Regions from separate parts of the Homo sapiens genome. Here region 2 is linked to region 1. Evidence: chromatin loops called from intact Hi-C (ENCODE). Cell type or tissue: CD14-positive monocyte. All regions are shown on one strand. Each heading gives the region's core, and the rest is flanking DNA. Links, peaks and the distances in the headings are about the cores only. Region 1 has its middle 27 kb from the start of MEIS3. Region 2 has its middle 9.2 kb from the start of INAFM1.

Evidence for each region. A loop is a pair of places that touch in the nucleus more often than their neighbours do. Peaks named below come from ENCODE experiments on the same cell type or tissue, not always from the same donor. Only the 100,000 strongest peaks of a DNase experiment are listed, where the experiment ranks them.
Region 2: it touches region 1 in a loop (7-fold over the local background); 78 of 110 quality-filtered maps call a loop at or near these places.

Annotation. Positions count from the first base shown.
Region 1 is chr19:47,388,047-47,396,424 of GRCh38, reverse strand. No RefSeq gene overlaps it. Among named protein-coding and RNA genes, the nearest start is that of MEIS3, 27 kb to the left of the region's middle. RefSeq lists enhancers at 2,823-3,470, 3,471-4,117. In CD14-positive monocyte, for the core only: CTCF peaks have their summits at 4,617 and 4,819 (motif pointing right); DNase peaks (open chromatin) are centred at 4,814, 6,364, 7,084 and 7,504; H3K4me3 peaks cover 549 bases; H3K27ac peaks cover 3,391 bases; H3K27me3 peaks cover 267 bases.
Region 2 is chr19:47,279,970-47,288,251 of GRCh38, reverse strand. No RefSeq gene overlaps it. Among named protein-coding and RNA genes, the nearest start is that of INAFM1, 9.2 kb to the right of the region's middle. In CD14-positive monocyte, for the core only: CTCF peaks have their summits at 3,770 (motif pointing left) and 7,838 (motif pointing left); DNase peaks (open chromatin) are centred at 3,761 and 7,841.

The DNA of each region.
Region 1 (8,378 bases), core at 284-8,283:
GGCTGTCTGTGAAGCCTTGCGGCAGTACAGCCCAGGTAGTTTGCTGAGCCTGATGGGTGTCAGGGTCAGTCCAAGTGAAAGCGAAGAGAGGCTGGGATGATGGGTGCAAAGGAAGAGTAAAGAAAGCATGTTTGAGATCCAGAACAGAATAATGGGTTGAGGAGGGAGGTATTGAGGATAGGAGAGTATATGGGTTTGGCACCATGGGGTGGATAGGCAAAACAATTTGGTTGATAAGGCACAGATCCTGAACTAACCTGTAAGGCTTGTCTGGTTTTAGGACAGGTGAAATGGGGGAATTGTAAGGGGAGTTTGTAGGCTTTAAAAGGCCATGCTGTAGCAGGAGAGTGATAACAAGTTTTAATCCTTTTAAAGCGTGCTGTGGGATGGGATATTGGCGTTGAGCGGGGTAAGGGTGATTAGGTTTTAATGGGATGGTGATGGGCATGTGATCGGTTGCCAGGGAAGGAGTAGAGGTATCTTATACTTGTGGGTTAAGGTGGGACACAAGAGGAAGACGCGAAGGAGGCTTTGGGTTGGGAAGAAGGGCGGCAATGAGATGCAGCTGTAGTCCAGGAACAGTCAGGGAAGCAGATAATTTGGTTAAAATATCTCGGCCTAATAAGGGAACTGGGCAGGTGGGGATAACTAAAAGGAGTGCTTTAAAGAGTATCGTCTAAGTTGGCACCAGAGTTGGGGAGTTTTAAAAGGTTTAGAAGCCTGGCTGTCAATACCCACAACAGTTATGGTGGCAGGGAAACAGGCCCTTGAAAATAAGGTAATGTGGAGTGGGTGGCCTCCATATTGATTAAGAAGGGGACGGACTTACCTTCCACTGTGAGAGTTGCATGAAGCTTGGCGTCTGTGATGGTCTAGGGGGCTTCCGAGGCGATCGGGCAGCATCAGTCTTCAGCCGCTAAGCCGAGAAGATCTGGGAAGCAGTCAGAGAGCCTTGGGCCAGAGCTTTAGGGGCTCTAGGAGTGGCTCCTGGGTGAGCTGGGCAGTCTGCCTTCCAGTGGGTCCCTGCACAGATGGGACATGGCTTGGAAGGAATCCTGGGCTGTGGGCATTCCTTGGCCCAGTGGCCAGATTTCTGGCACTTGAAGCAAGATCCTGATGGAGGAAGTCTTGTAGGAATGCTTGACTGCTGCTGCTTAGGCATTTTGAAGTTCTTGTAGCTGGAGGTATGGCTGGGTTTTGTCTCACAGCAGAGACAAGTAATTGTAACTCAGAAATGCGTTGCCATCTGGCTGCTTCCTCTCTATTATTGTACACCTTGAAGGCGAGGTTGCTTAATTCCTGTTGTGGGGTTTGAGGGCCAGATTCTAATTTTTGAAGTTTTTTCCTAATGTCAGGAGTGGACTGAGTGATAAAATGCATATTAAGAATAAGGCGGCCTTCTGGCCCTTCTGGGTCTAGGGCGGTATAGCGTCTAAGTGTTGCTGCTAAGTGGGCCACGAACTGGGCTGGGTTTTCCTCTTTACCTTGGGTAGTTTCTTTAAGTTTGTCATAATTAACAGCTTTGTAAGCTGCCTTTTTAAGCCCTTCAACTAGGTAGGAAACCATGTAATCTCACCTAGCTATACCTGGGGAATTTGCCTGATAGTTCCATTGGGGACCCTCTCGGGGAACTGCTCTACTGCCTTCCTGGAGGTCTGGCTCATGAAGCCGGCGGTTATCAGCGTGAGATTGGGCTAGAGAAAAACTCTTTCCCACTCATCTGGGGAGAGGGCAGAAGTCAGGATGATATTAAGTCACTCCAGGTTAAGTTGTAGGACAGAGTTAGATATCGGAATTCCTGTATATGTTTAGTGGGGTCTGATGAGAAAGAGCCTAAACGCTGACTCACCTGAGAGAGGTCTGATAGAGAAAAACGTACATGTACCCTGACTGTGCCTTCAGCTCCAGCCACCTCTCTAAGAGGAAATTGTTGGGCAGGTGGGGAAGAGCTAGTCGTGGAACTAAACTGTAAGCTGGACAGGGTGTGAGGACACCCTGGGTGTGAGGACGACAGAAGGATTATCGGGTGGAGGAGCGGAGGCTGAGGAAGAATTGGGACTTAGCTCGGCCTGGCGAGGAGGGGAGAGGTCAGATGGGTCTGTAGAAAAGGAAGACTGGAAAGACTCAGCGACGCTTGGGGTTGGGACTGAGGGGACAGGCGGGAGGGAAAGAAGGAGGATTTGGGACGAGTTGCATTGGGAACAGAGACTAGAAAGGGACCGATGTGTAAAAGAATACCTGGACGTCAGGCACCTCAGACCATTTGCCCATTTTTTGACAAAAAATATTTAGGTCTTGTAGGATGGAGAAATCGAAAGTGCTGTTTTCTGGCCATTTAGAGCCATTGCCCAGTTTGTATTGGGGCCAAGCGGTGTTGCAGAAGAAAACAAGGGGTTTAGGTTTTAGGTCAGGTGTGAGTTGAAGAGGTTTTAAGTTCTTGAGAACACAGGCTAAGGGAGAAGAAGGAGGAATGGAGGGTGGAAGGTTGCCCATAGTGAAGGAGGCAAGCCCAGAGAAAAGAGAGCATAGAGACACGGAGGGAAGGGGTTCGGGGGTTCTTACCCTCCAGAAAAGTGGGAAAGGGGTCGGGATGTGGAAATAAGGGATTGGGGGTTCTTGCCCCCTAGAAAAGGTGGAGAAGGGGTAGAGACACAGAAGGGGTTGGGGTACTTGCCCCTCCCCCAGAAAAGCGGGACTTGCCGCTAAGGGTGAAAGACCAAGGCAGGCATCCCTGCGCGGTCTGACACCTCTGAAACCTGGGTGAATAATCAGAGAGGTGTCCCTGCAATGATTAAACACCAAGGGAAGGCTGCCTTCCCAGTCCGTGACCGGCACCGGAGTTTTGGGTCCACAGATAAAACGTGTCTCCTTTGTCTCTACCAGAAAATGAAAGGAATTGAAATTAAGAGAAGGGAGAGATTGAAGTGTGGTGCCAAGATTGAAAGGAGAAAGAGGTTGAGGGATAGTGAGGGAGGTTGGAGAAGAGAGTAAAAAGAGGCCGCTTACCGGATTTGAAATTGGTGAAATGTTTCTTGGGCTGGTGGGTCTGAGGACCTGAGGTCACAGGTGGATCTTTTCTCACGGAGCAAAGAGCAGGAAGACAGGGGATTGATCTCCCAAGGGAGGTCCCCTGATCCGAGTCATGGTACCAAATTTTATGCGCGTCCATGTGAAGAGACCACCAAACAGGCTTTGTGTGAGCAATAAAGATGTTTATTTCACCTGGGTGCAGGAGGGCTGAGTCGGAAAAGAGAGTCAGTGAAGGGAGATAAGGGTGGGGCCGTTTTATAGGATTTGGGTAGGTAAAGGAAAAAGGGGGGTTGTTCTCTGGCGGGCAGGAGTGGGGGGTCACAAGGTGCTCAGTAGGGGAGCTTTTGAGCCAGGATGAGCCAGGAGAAGGAATTTCACAAGATAGTGTCATCAGTTAAGGCAGGAACAAGCTATTTTCAATTCTTTTGTGGTGGAATGTCATCAGTTAAGGTGGGGCAGGGCATATTCACTTGTTGTGTGATTCTTCAGTTACTTCAGGCCACCTGGGCGTATACGTGCAAGTCACAGGGGATGTGATGGCTTGACTTGGGCTCAGAGGCCTGACAAGACTGAACTAGGGTTGGGATTGTGTGACAAGCTGGTCTCTATCAACCGTGTCTGTGTCCACGGCATTGTTGTGTTGCGATCGCGCTCCTCCTAGGTCAGAACTTACAGTGGGAGTTTGGGAGGCCGAAGTGGGTGGATCACCTGAAATCAGGAGTTCAAGACCAGCCTGGCCAACATGGTGAAATCCTGGCTCTTTACAAATACAAAAATTATGGTGGGCACGGTGGCTCTCGCCTGTAATCTCTGCACTTTGGGAGGCCAAGGCAGGCGGATCACTGAGGTCAGGGGTTCGAGACCAGCCTGGCCAACAAGATGAAACCCCATCTCTACTAAAAATACAAAACAATTAGCTGGGTGTGGTGGCGGGTGCCTGTAATCCCTGGCTACTCAGGAGGCTGAGGCAGGAGAATTGCTTGAACCTGGGAGGCGGAGGTTGCAGTGAGCTGAGATTACGCCACTGCACTCCAGCCTGGGTGGACAGAGCAAGAATCGGAAAGCCTGACTCCAATGGGGATAATTGGATCTCAGGGTGGCAGGGACCAAGTGACAGAACTTAATGACCAAAGGCAAGGTGGGTGGTTACCGCTTGGACAGCAGAGTCAGAGCAGCCACCAGAGTGCTATGACTTGGCCGGGCGGTGGTTCATGCCAGTAATCCCAACACATTGGGAGGCCCAGGTGGGAGAATCTCTTAAGGCCAGGAGTTCGAGACTAGCCTGGGCAACATAGTGAGACCTGTCTCTACAAAAAGTTTAAACAATTAGCCAGATGTGGTGGTGCAGGCCTGTGGTCCCAGCTACTCGGGAGGCTGAGGCAGGAGGATCACTTGAGCCCAGGAGGTCGAGGCTGCAGTGAGCTGTGATTGTGCCACTGCACTCCAGCCTGGGCAACAGAATGAGACTCTATCTCTAAAGATAATACATTTTTAAAAAGAATTCCAGGAATCCACCCCTAACACCAGCCCCTCCCCTCCCTCTGCAGAACAAAGGCCCCATCAGAGGGGACATGCTGGGCGTCAGGGTCGGCTTCCGGGAGGAGGAAGGTGGGAGCTAAGACCTGAAGGATGATGAGGCGTGATGTGGGTGGAGGGGAGAAGCTCAGGAGATGGGGAAGGCGGAGGTGCACAGGCCCTGACAGGATAGAGGGAGCCGCGGAAGGGAGGCCGGCCTGGTGGAACCTTGAGGGAAGGCAATGATCCTGCATCCCTCCAGGGGGCGCTGGAGAGCCATAGAGTTCTTTTTGTTAACAGCTTCATTGAGACCTGATTCATACATAAAATTCACCCATTTAAAGCGTACAGTTCAATGGCTTTTAGTGTATTTATAGGGTTGTGCACCTGTCACCACAATCAATTCTAGAATATTTTCAACATCCCCAAAAGAAACTCTGAACCTCCTAACAGTGATCGCCGGCCCCCAGTCCTCGGCAACCACTAATCCCCTTTCTGTCTCCATGGGTTTGCCTATTCTGGACATTTCACGTAAGTGGAATCACGCTACACTGCCCTTTGTGACTGGCTTCTTTCAGTAGCATGTCTTCCAGCTGCAGCACTGCTGTAGTGTCTGTCAGTCATTCCATTTTTTTGTGTGTATTTTTTGTTTTGTTTCTTTTTTAGAGACAGGGTCTCGCTCCGTTGCCCAGGCTGAGTGCAGTGGTGTGATCTCGGCTCACTGCAACCTGGATCACCCAGGCTCAAGCGATCTTCCCACCTCAGCCTCTCAAATAGCTAGGACTACAGGCATATACCACCACGCCCAGCTATTTTTTGTATCTTTTGTAGAGATGGGGTCTCACTATGTTGTCCAGGCTGGTCTCGATCTCCTGGGCTTAAGCCTCAGCCTCCCAAAGAGCTAGGATTAAAGGCGTGAGTCACCACGCCCAGCCTGTCATTCCTTTTCATTGCTGAATGATATTTCATTGTCCTGGAAGAACTCTGAGCAGAGAAGGGACAGAGTCGGGCTAGCGCTTTATCCCTCCAGTGGATTAGACGGGGTAGGATGGGTTGAATTGTGTCCCGCCAGAGGGTATGCTAATTCCTCTTCCCAGCGCCTGTGCATGTGACCTTATTTGGAAAAAGGGTCTTTTCAGATGAGGTCATAGGGTGGGCTCTGGTCCAATATGACACATGCCCTTCTATAAAAGGGGACTGCCGGCAGTGTGACAGAAGCTAGAGAGAGGCAGGGAAGACTCCTGGCAGGTTCCCGAGGGAGCTCAGCCCAGCCAACACCTTGACTTCCAATTTCTGGCCCCCAAGAATGTGAGAGATCTGTTGTTTCAAGTCATCCAGTCTGTGGGGTTTTGGTACACAGGGAGGCAGAGTGGAGGCGAGAGGGTGGCGAGGAGGGGAGGAGCACAGGGAGGGAGGGGCTCATCCAGGGACTGCAGGAAGGTGCATAAAGGATATTGGGGCCCAGCATGGTGGCTCATGCCTGTAATCCCAGTACTTTGGGAGGCCGAGGTGGGAGGATCACTTGAGGTCAGGAGTTCGAGACCAGCCTGGCCAACATGGTGAATCCCTGTCTCTACTAAAAATACAAAAATTAGCCAGGCGTGGTGGCGGGCATTTATAATCCCAGCTACTCAGGAGGCTGAGGCAGGACAATCATTTGAACCCAGGAGGCAGAGCCTGCAGTGAGCTGAGATGGTGCCACTGCACTCCAGCCTGCATGACAGAGCAAGACTCCATCTAAAAAAAAAAAAGAGAGAAAGGATATTGGGAAACAGAGCCAGGCATTTTGGAGATGAGGGTGTCACCAAAATGAGCATGTGTCACCTTCCAGGGATGGTCAGTGTGTGGCTGCTACAGCAACTGGCAGGGGGTAAACAGCAAAACATGGCTGGGTGCAGTGGCTCACGCCTGTAATCCCAGCACTTTGGGAGGCAGAGGTGGGAGGATCGCTTGAGCCCAGGAATTCAAGACCAGCCTGGCCAACATAGTGAAACCCCACCTCTACTAAAAATACAAAAAGTTTAGCCAGGCGTGGTGGTGCATGCCTGTAGTCTCAGCTACTTGGGAGGCTGAGGCACAAGAATTGTTTGAATCTGGGAGGCGGAGGTTGCAGTGAGCCGAGATTGCACTACTGCACTCCATCCTGGGTGACAGTAAAAGACTCTGTCTCAAACACACGTGCGCACACACACACAGCAGAAGATGGAGGGAGGAAGGACAGGGCCTACGGACTCATTGGGTGCAGCAGGTAAGAGAGAAAACCTATACCCATATTGCTGACTTGGGAAGTAGCCCTATTTGTCTCTGATGTCACAGAAGAAGAGTGACAGTCAAATGTTGGTTACTTTTCCTGTTGCCTTAGTGATCACTGTAGCTGATGTTTGCTGAGAACCGTTTATGTGCCAATCCCTGCTCTAAGCACGTGGACTAATGCATCAACTCTCAACAACAACTTGTGAGGTGGGAACGATCCTTAACTTCCTTTTACAAATGATAAAGCAGCCATACAAAATGAGGATGACAACATTCTCCTTGCCTACTCCCGGCCCACAGGGCTCTCTGTGATTCAGCAATGGTTGGCCCCTGGTGAGGGGAAACTGTGGCCTGGGCGCCTGCACTATGTTTGTGCAAGATCTGTATTCTGAAAATTATGAAATATTGCTAAATTAAAGAAGAACCGACCAGGCGCGGTAGCTCACGCCTGTAATCCCAACACTTTGGGAGGCTGAGGCAGGCAGATCACTTGAAGCCAGGAGTTTGAGACCAGCCTGGCCAACAGAGTGAAAACCTGTCCCTACAAAAAATAAAAAAATAAAAAATAATAAAAATAAAAAATTAGCTGGGCGTGGTGGTGCTTGCCTGTAATTCCAGCTACTTTGGAGGCTGCAGCATGAGAATCACTTGAATCCAGGAAGTGGAGGTTGCAGTGAGCTGAGATTGAGCCATTGCTCTATTGCACTCCACCCCAGATGACAAAGCGAAAGCGAGAATCTGTCTCTTTTTTTTTTTGAGACAGAGTCTCACTGTGTTGCCCAGGCTGGAGGGCAGTGGCGTGATCTCGGCTCAGCTCACTGCAACCTCTGCCTCCCAAGTTCAAGTGATTCTCCTGCCTCAGCCTCCTGAGTAGCTGGGATTACAGGTGCCCACCACCATGCCAGGCTAATTTTTGCTTATTTATTTACTCTGAGACGGAGTTTCGCTCTGTCGCCCAGGCTGGAGTGCAATGGTGCGATCTCAGCTCACTGTAACCTCTGCTCCCAGGTTCAAGCGATCCTCCCGCCTCAGCCTCCCAAGTAGCTGGGACTACAGGCGCATGCCACCACACCCAGCTAATTTTTGGATTTTTCATACAGACAGGGTTTCACCATGTTGGCCAGGCTGGTCTTGAACTCCTGACCTCAAGTGATCTGCCCGCTTCAGCCTCCCAAAGTGCTGGGATTACTGGCGTGAGCCACTGCGCCCAGCCTAGTCTACTGATTTTCAGTAAAGGTATTAAATTAATTCAATGGGGAAATGAATACTTTTTTCAAAAAATGGTTCTGGAACCATTAGACATCCATATGCAGAAAAATGAGCCATGAGCGTTAACTCACATCATACACAATGCCTAACTGGAAATGGACCACAGACCTAACGGTTTATATTAAAAATCTAAAACTATTAAACTAGAAGAAAACATAAGAAAAAACTTCATGATCTTGAGGGTAGGCAAAGATTTGTTAGGTAGAACAGAAAAAGTAGAAATGACAAAAGAAAATGATAATTTGAAATTCCATCAAAATACAAAACTTCTCTTGTCCAGGAGCAGCAACTCACACCTGTAATCCCAGCAC
Region 2 (8,282 bases), core at 26-8,025, 110 kb after region 1:
TCATGCCTGTAATCCCAGCACTTTGGGAGGCCCAGGTGGGCGGATTACCTGAGGTCGGGAATTCCAGGCCTGCCTGACCAACATGGAGAAACCCCATCTCTACTAAAAATACAAAAAATTAGCTAGGCGTGGTGGCAGGCAACTGTAATCCCAGCTACTCGGGAGGCTGAGGCAGAAGAAGTGCTTGAACCCGGGAGGCAGAGGTTGCAGTGAGCCAAAATCATGCCATTGCACTCCAGCCTGGGCGACAGGGTGAGACTTCATTAAAAAAAAAAAAAAAAAAAAAAATTACTGGAGCTCTACAACGGTGTCATCATGTCCTCCAAACTCCAGGGAAAACATGCCGGGTTTTCTAGAACTTTCTCTCACTTGGCTTGAGATGGGGAGAAGCACCTATCTCATCATCATCATGGGCAGCATTCCTACAACCCTTCCCAAACAAATTTTTTTTTTTTTTTTTTTTTGAGATGGAGTCTCACTCTGTTTCCCAGGCTGGAGTGCAGTGGTGCGATCTCAGCCCACTGCAACCTCTGCCTCCCAGGTTCAACTGATTCTCCTACCTCAGCCTCCCAAGGAGCTGGGATTACAGGCGCCTGCCACCACGCCCAGGTAATTTTTGTATTTTTAGTAGAGACGGGGTTTCGCCATGTTGGCCAGGCTGGTCTCGAACTCCTGACCTCAGGTGATATGCCCACCTCAGCCTCCCAAAGTGCTGGGATTACAGGCATGAGCCACCACACCTGGCCAGAAATATTCTTTATTAACAAAATTTATATTTTGTTAAAAGAAGTAGACATGGGGTCTTACTATGTTGGCCACACTGGTCTCAAACTCCTAGGCTCAAGCCATCCTCCCACTTCCACCTCCCAAAGTGCTGGGATTACAGGCATGAGCCACAACATGCAGCCCAAAGAAATCTTGATAATATTTATATAGGCTGGCTATATAAATTTATATATATATGTATATGTGTGTGTGTATATATATGTGTGTGCGTGTGTGTGTGTGTGTGTATATATATATACACATATATATATTTGAGAAGTTGGCTAAAGGTCAAAAAATATTTTAAGGCCAGAGCTTTGAGGAAGTCATATCCAGATTATTTATTTTATCTTTTTTTTTTTTTTTTTGAGATGGAGTTTTGCTTTTGCTACCCAGGCTGGGGTGCAATGGCGTTATCTCGGCTCACTGCAACATCTGCCTCCCAGGTTCAAGCAATTCCCCTGCCTCAGCCTCCGGAGTAGCTGGGATTACAGGTGCCCGCCACCATGCTCAGCTAATTTAAGTATTTTTAGTAGAAACGGGGTTTTGCCATGTTGGCCAGGCTGGTCTTAAACTCCTGACCTCTTGACATGCCCACCTCGGCCTCCCAAAGTGCTGGGATTACACGAGTGAGCCACCGCGCCCAGCTTTTTCATTATTTTTTAAAGACACAGTCTCACTCTGTCACCCATGATGGAGTACAGTGGCAAAATCTCAGCTCACTGCAACCTCTGCCTTCTAGGTTCAAGCAATTGTCCTGCCTCAGACTCCTGAGTAGCTGAGATTACAGACACCTGTCACCACGCCCAGCTAATTTTTGTATTTTTAGTAAAGACAGGGTTTCACCATGTTGGCCAGGCTGGTCTCAAACTCCTGACCTCAAGTGATCCACCCACCTCGGCCTCCCAAAGTGCTGAAATTACAGGCATGAGCCACCTCGCCTGGCCTCCAGATGATTTAACAGTCCTCTTTAGAATAGGGACACACTTGTCACATATTGCTGTCCCCCCTTTAAGGGACCTCAGTCTCCCAAGGAAACTTATTTGCCTGTTAAACTCACTTCATGGGTACATTTGGTGTTGTTTGTTTGTTTGTTTTTAGACTGAGTTTAGCTCTACGGCCCAGGCTGGAGTGCAGTGACGTGATCTCAGCTCACTGCAAACTCCTCCTCCCAGGTTCAAGTGATTATCCTACCTCAGCCTCCCAAGTGGCTGGGATTACAGGTGCCCACCACCAAGCCTGGCTAATTTTTTTTTTTTTTGTATTTTTAGTAGAGACGGGGTTTCATGAGAATTGCTTGAACCCGGGAGGTGGAGGCTGCAGTTAGCGGAGATCGTGCCACTGCACTCCAGCCTCGGCGATAGACTCAAAAAACAAAAAACAACAAAAAAAGGCACTAATTCCAAAAGGCCACACCTCCCAATATCATCACATTGAGGATTAGGACCAACCACTGTCTCCATCCATTCAGCGCTGCTATAAAATAATACCACAGGCCGGGCGCAGTGGCTCACAACTGTAATCCAAGCACTGTGGGAGGCTGAGGCGGGTGGATCACGTAAAGTCAGGAGTTCGAGACCAGCCTGGCCAACATGATGAAACCCTGTCTCTACTAAAAATATAAAAATTAGCCGGACGTGGTGGCGGGCACCTCTAATCTCAACTACTAGGGAGGCTGAGGCAGGAGAATCATTTGAACCCAGGAGACGGAGGTTGCAGTGAGCCGAAATCATGCCATTGCATTCCAGCCTGGGTGACAAGAGCAAAACTTCATCCCCCCAAAAAAATACTACAGGCTGGGTGCAGTGGCTCACACCTGTAATCCCAACACTTTGGGAAACTGGGAAGCCAAGGCAGGTGGATCACCTAAGGTCAGGAGTTTGAGACCAGCCTGGCCAACATGGTGAAACCCCGTACCTACTAAAAATACAAACAAAAATTAGCCAGGCATGGTGGCGGGTGCCTACAATCCCAGCTTCTCGGGAGGCTGAGGCAGGAGAATCGCTTGAACCCGGGAGGCTCAGGCTGCAATGAGCTGAGATTGCGCCACTGCACTCCAGCCTGGGCAACAAGAGTGAGACTCTGTCTCAAAAATAAATAAATAAATAAATAAAAATAAAAAATAAAATAACACCACAGCCTGGGTAATTTATAAAGAGAAATTTATTAGCTCATGGTTCTAGAGGCTGGGAAGTCCAATGTCAAGGTACTGGCAGGTTGGGTGATTCTGAAGCCAAGATACCTCCTTGAATTTATAAAGAGAAATTTATTAGCTCATGGTTCTAGAGGCTGGGAAGTCCAATGTCAAGGTACTGGCAGGTTGGGTGATTCTGAAGCCAAGATACCTCCTTGAATTCCTGCTCCACAGAGCAGGAATGCTTTATCTTTACATAGCAGAGAGCAGAAAGGCAAAGAGGCAAAAGGGGGCTGAACTTGCTCTTTTATAATAGTATTCATCTCACCCAGGTGTGGTGGCTCACACCTGCAATCCCAGCACTTTGGGAGGCCGATACAGGTGGATGGCTTCAGTCTAGGAGTTCAAGACCAGCCTGGCAACATAGCAAGACCCCCCATCTCTTCTAAATATTTTAAAAATTAGCTAGACATAGTGGTGCATGCCTGTGGTCCCAGCTACTTGGGAGGCTGAAATGGGAGGATCGCTTGAGCCCAGGAGTTCAAGGCTGCAGTGAGCCATGAGCAGGCCACTGCACTCCAGCCTGGGCAACAGGGCAAGACCCTGTCTAAAAAAGAAAGAATGAAAGAGTCTTGAGACTAGTAAGTTTGAGGATCGCTGCTCTATGTACAGCTGAGGTGAGTAAAGGCAATAGCTAAACTACACACACGCGCACACACACACACACACACACACACACACGTCTCCACCTCTCATCCCCACACTCCTACCTCCCACATCTCTGGAAGTGTCTGCAAACTCCCAGCAACTAAATGTAAAAATATAGATTAGTTTCCTCTGCTCAAAGTAGACAGGCGACCTCTAGTGGACAAAAAGGGTATTGATTGACAGCACACTATTTCTTTGCTGATTTTGTGGAGTCCGCTGAAATTCTAATAGCAGAGGGCACAGATGTCGCCTGAAATGAGAACTTTCTTTCAGTATATAAACCTTAAACCCTGCACCATGCCTCTTCTCATACACGTTCTCACACATGCACACACACACACACAGACCCACAGTCACACTCAATGTACAATCACACACAGACTCAACTAGACATGCACGCATACTTTTTTGACACAGGTCCTCGCTGTCACCACCCAGGCTGGATTGCAGCGGTGCAATTACAGTTCACTGCAGCCTTGACCTCCTAGGCTCAAGAGAGCCTCCTGCCTCAGCCTCCCAAGTAGCTGGGACCACAGGTGCACGCCACCGCACCCCGCTAATCTGCTAATCTTTTAATGTTTTGTAGAAACTTGGTCTTGCTATATTGCCCAGACTGGTCTTGAACTTGAGCTGAAGCAATCCTCTCACCTCGGCTTCCCAAAGTGCTGCGATTAGAGGAGCAAACACACTTTTATACACCCAATCACACAGATGCACACTGAAACAGTCAAATACACACATTCACACTTACATACTCACACTCACATATACACACTCAGTCACACAAAAACCACACCCTCATGCACAGACACACTCATCCAGGCCGTCACAAACACAAACACGCATTCGCCTAACCACACAACACTAAAAATAGCATGTCATTGACAATGGGAACTTACTAAATGAACGTCATTCTCTACTTTTAAAAAATTACCAGAAAGTTAGTTTTTTCCCTGAGCCATTAAATAAATGTTGAGCAAATAATTAAGATGAATCTAGGTTTGGCAGTGGGCCAAATTACAGGTCCGCAAGCCCTTAGCAGGAGTCCTTGGGGACAGATGAGTTGCAGAACTCAGAATTGTTCCAATTTTAGAAAGGCAATTTTGAGTGAATACCATGCATTATGTAACACTCTCAGAGGCCTGATGCAGGCGCCCCCTTCTCTCCCATCAGACGTGGTAATATTTTTGCAGCAAAAAATGTGAATATTCAGGGCTGGGCATAGTGGACGTGGTGGCTCACGCCTGTAATCCCAGCACTTTGGGAGGCCGAGGCGGGTGGATCACCTGAGGTCAGGAGTTCGAGACCAGCCTGGCCAACATGGTGAAACCCTGTCTCTACTAAAAATAAAAATTAGCCAGGCGTGGTGGTGCGTGCCTGTAATCCCGGCTACTCGGGAGGCTGAGGCAGGAGAATCGCTTGAACCTGGGAGGCGGAGGTTGCAGTGAGCCCAGATCGCACCATTGCACTCCAGCCTGGGCAACAAGAGCCAAACTCCGTCCCAAAAAATATATATATATATACAGATTTTGTTTGGTAGTTCCTCCATAAATGAAACACAGATTATCAGGCGGGGCATGGTAGCTCATGCCTGTAATCTCTTACACTTTGGGAGGCCAAGACAGGAGGATCACTTGAGCCCTGGAATTCAAAACCAGCCTGGACAACATAGGGAGATCCTGTCTCTACAAAAAAATAAAAATTTAGCCAGGCATGGTGGCGCACACCTGTAGTCCCAGCTCCTCAGGAGGCTGAGGCAGGAGGACTGTTTGAGCCCAGGAGTTGGAGGCTGCAGTGAGCTATGACTGCATCACTGAACTCCAGCCTGGGCAACAGAGCGAGACTCTGCCCAAAAAAAAGTTCAAACAAAATATTGTACATGCATGCTCACAGCAGCACTATTCACAATAGCCAGAAGGTGGAAGCAACCCAACTGTCTATCAACAAATGAACGGATAAACAAAATGTGCAAAATGTGGCCTATCCATACAATGGAAATTTTTTTTGGAGACAGAGTCTCACTCTGTCGCCCAGGCTGGAGTGCAGTGGTGCGATCTCAGCTCACTGCAACCTACACCTCCTGGTTCAAGCAATTCTCCTGTCTCAGCTTCCTGAATAGCTGGGATTACAGGTGTGCACCATTACACCTGGCTAATTTTTGTGTTTTTAGTAGATACTGGGTTTCACCATGTTGGCCAGGCTGGTCTTGAACTTCTGACCTCAGGTGATCCACGCACCTCGGCCTCCCAAAGTGCTGGAATTACAGGCATGAGCCACTGCGCCCGGCCAATGGAATGTTATTTAGCCATAAAAAGGAATGAAGCAGGCGGGCACGGTGGCTCACCCCTGTAATCCCAGCACTTTGGGAGGCCGAGGCAGGTGGATCTTGAGGTCAAGAGATTGAGACCAGCCTGGCTAACATGGTGAAACCCCGTCTCTACTAAAAACACACAAAAAAACTAGCTGGGCGTGGTGGCATGCGCCTGTAGTCTCAGCTACTAGGGAAGCTGAGGCAGAAGAATCACTTGAACCTGGGAGGCAGAGGTTGCAGTAAGCCGAGATTGCACCACTGCACTCCAGCCTGGTGACAGAGCAACACTCCGTCTCAAAAAAGAAAAAAGAAAAAAAAAAACAAGGAATGAAGCACTGATACTTGCTTTCACCCAGAAAAGCCTTGACAACAGGACGCTGCGGCCGGGTGCGGTGGTGCGGTGGCTCACGCCTGTAATCCCAACACTTTGGGAGGCCAAGGCGGGCGGATCACCAGGTCAGGAGATCAAGACCATCCTGGCTAACACAGTGAAACCTCGTTTCTACTAAAAACACAAAAAATTAGCCGGGCGTGGTCGCCAGCACCTGTAGGCCCAGCTACTCAGGAGGCTGAGGCAGGAGAATGGCATCAACCCGGGAGGCAGAGCTTACAGTGAGCCGAGATTGCGCCACTGCACTCCAGCCTGGGCGACAGAGCGAGACTCCATCTCAAAAAAAAAAAAAAGAAAAGAAAACATGACTCAAGTGAAATAAGCCAGACACAAAAGGCCCTGTATGTTATGATTGCTTTTATATAAAATGTCCAGAACAGGCATATTTATATAGACAGAAAGTAGATGAGTGCTCGCCAGGGGCTGAGGGGAGGGGGAATGGGGAGATGGTGTTTAATGGGTACGGGGTTTCATTTTGGGAAGACGAAAACATTTTAAAGATGAATGGTGGTGATGGTTGCACAACACTGTAAATGTACTTAGTGCCACGAAACTGTGCACTTTAAAGCAGTTAAAATGGGCCAGGCACAGTGGCTCATGCCTGTAATCCCAGCACTTTGGGAGGCCGAGGCAGTGGATCACCTGAGGTCAGGAGTTTGAGACCAGCCTGGCCAATATGGTGAAGCCTCGTCTCTACTAAAAATACAAAAATTAACCGGGCATGGTGGCACATACCTGTAATCCCAGCTACTTAGGAGGCTGAGGCAGGAGAATCACTTGAACCTGGGAGGTGGAGGTTGCAGTGAGCAGAGATCGCCCCACTGCACTCCAGCCTGGGTGGCAGAGCAAGACTCTGTCTCAAAAAAAAAAAAAAAGATGGTAAGATGATTAAAATGGTAACCTTTATGCTATGTGTATTTTTATCAGTATACACACACAACACACACACTTTTTTTTTTTTGAGACAAGGTCTCACTCTGTCACCCAGACTGGAGTGCAGTGATACAATCACAGCTCACTGCAGCCTCAACTCCTTAACTCAAGCAATCCTCCTGCCTCAGCCTCCAGAATAGCTGGGACTACAGGCACAAGCCATCACGCCTGGCTGATTTTTTATTTAGTGTACAGATGGGGTCTCGCTATGTTGCCCAGGCTAGTCTTGAACTCCTGAGCTCAAACATTTCTCCAGCCTCAGCCTCCCAAAATGCTGGGATTGCAGGTATGAGCCACCATGCCTTGCTTTTACTTTTTTCATTTTAAAAAAAAAAGTTTATTTTTATTTTGTAGAGACGGGGTCTCACTATGTTGCCCAGGTTGGGCTTGAACGCCTGGGCCCAAGTGATATTCCTGCCTTGGCCTCCCAGGGTGCTGGGAGGTGATCGCAGGTGTGAGCCTCTGCACCCAGCCCACACACGGATTTTTGACCACTTCTCCCCTCCTCCCCAGCCAACACTCTAGCACAGCCACCATGGTCTCTCACCTGAACCAGGGCGGTGGTGTCCTCATTGGGCTCCTGGCTTCCACCATCGCCCCCTGCAGTCCATTCTCCACATCGCAGTCAGAAGGTCTTGAGATCTGAATCAGCGCACACCCTCCTCACCTCAGAAGCCTCCCATGGCTCCCACCTCATCCAAAGTGCACATTGTGGCCGGGCACAGTGGCTCACGCCTGCAATCCCCGCACTCTGGGAGGCTGAGGCGGGTGGATCACTTGAGGTTAGGAGTTTGAGACCAGCTTTAGCAACATGGCGAAACCCTGTCTCTACTAAAAATACAAAAATTACCTGGGTGTGGTGGCACGTGCCTGAAATCCCAACTACTCAGGAGGCTGAGACTCGAGAGAATCACTTGAACCAGGGAGATGAAGGTTGCAGTGAGCCGAGATCGCGCCACTGCACTCCAGCCTAGGTGACAGAGTAAGACTGTCTCAAAAAAAAAAAAAAAATTGCATTCTGTGGTCCATGAGGCCCTGAT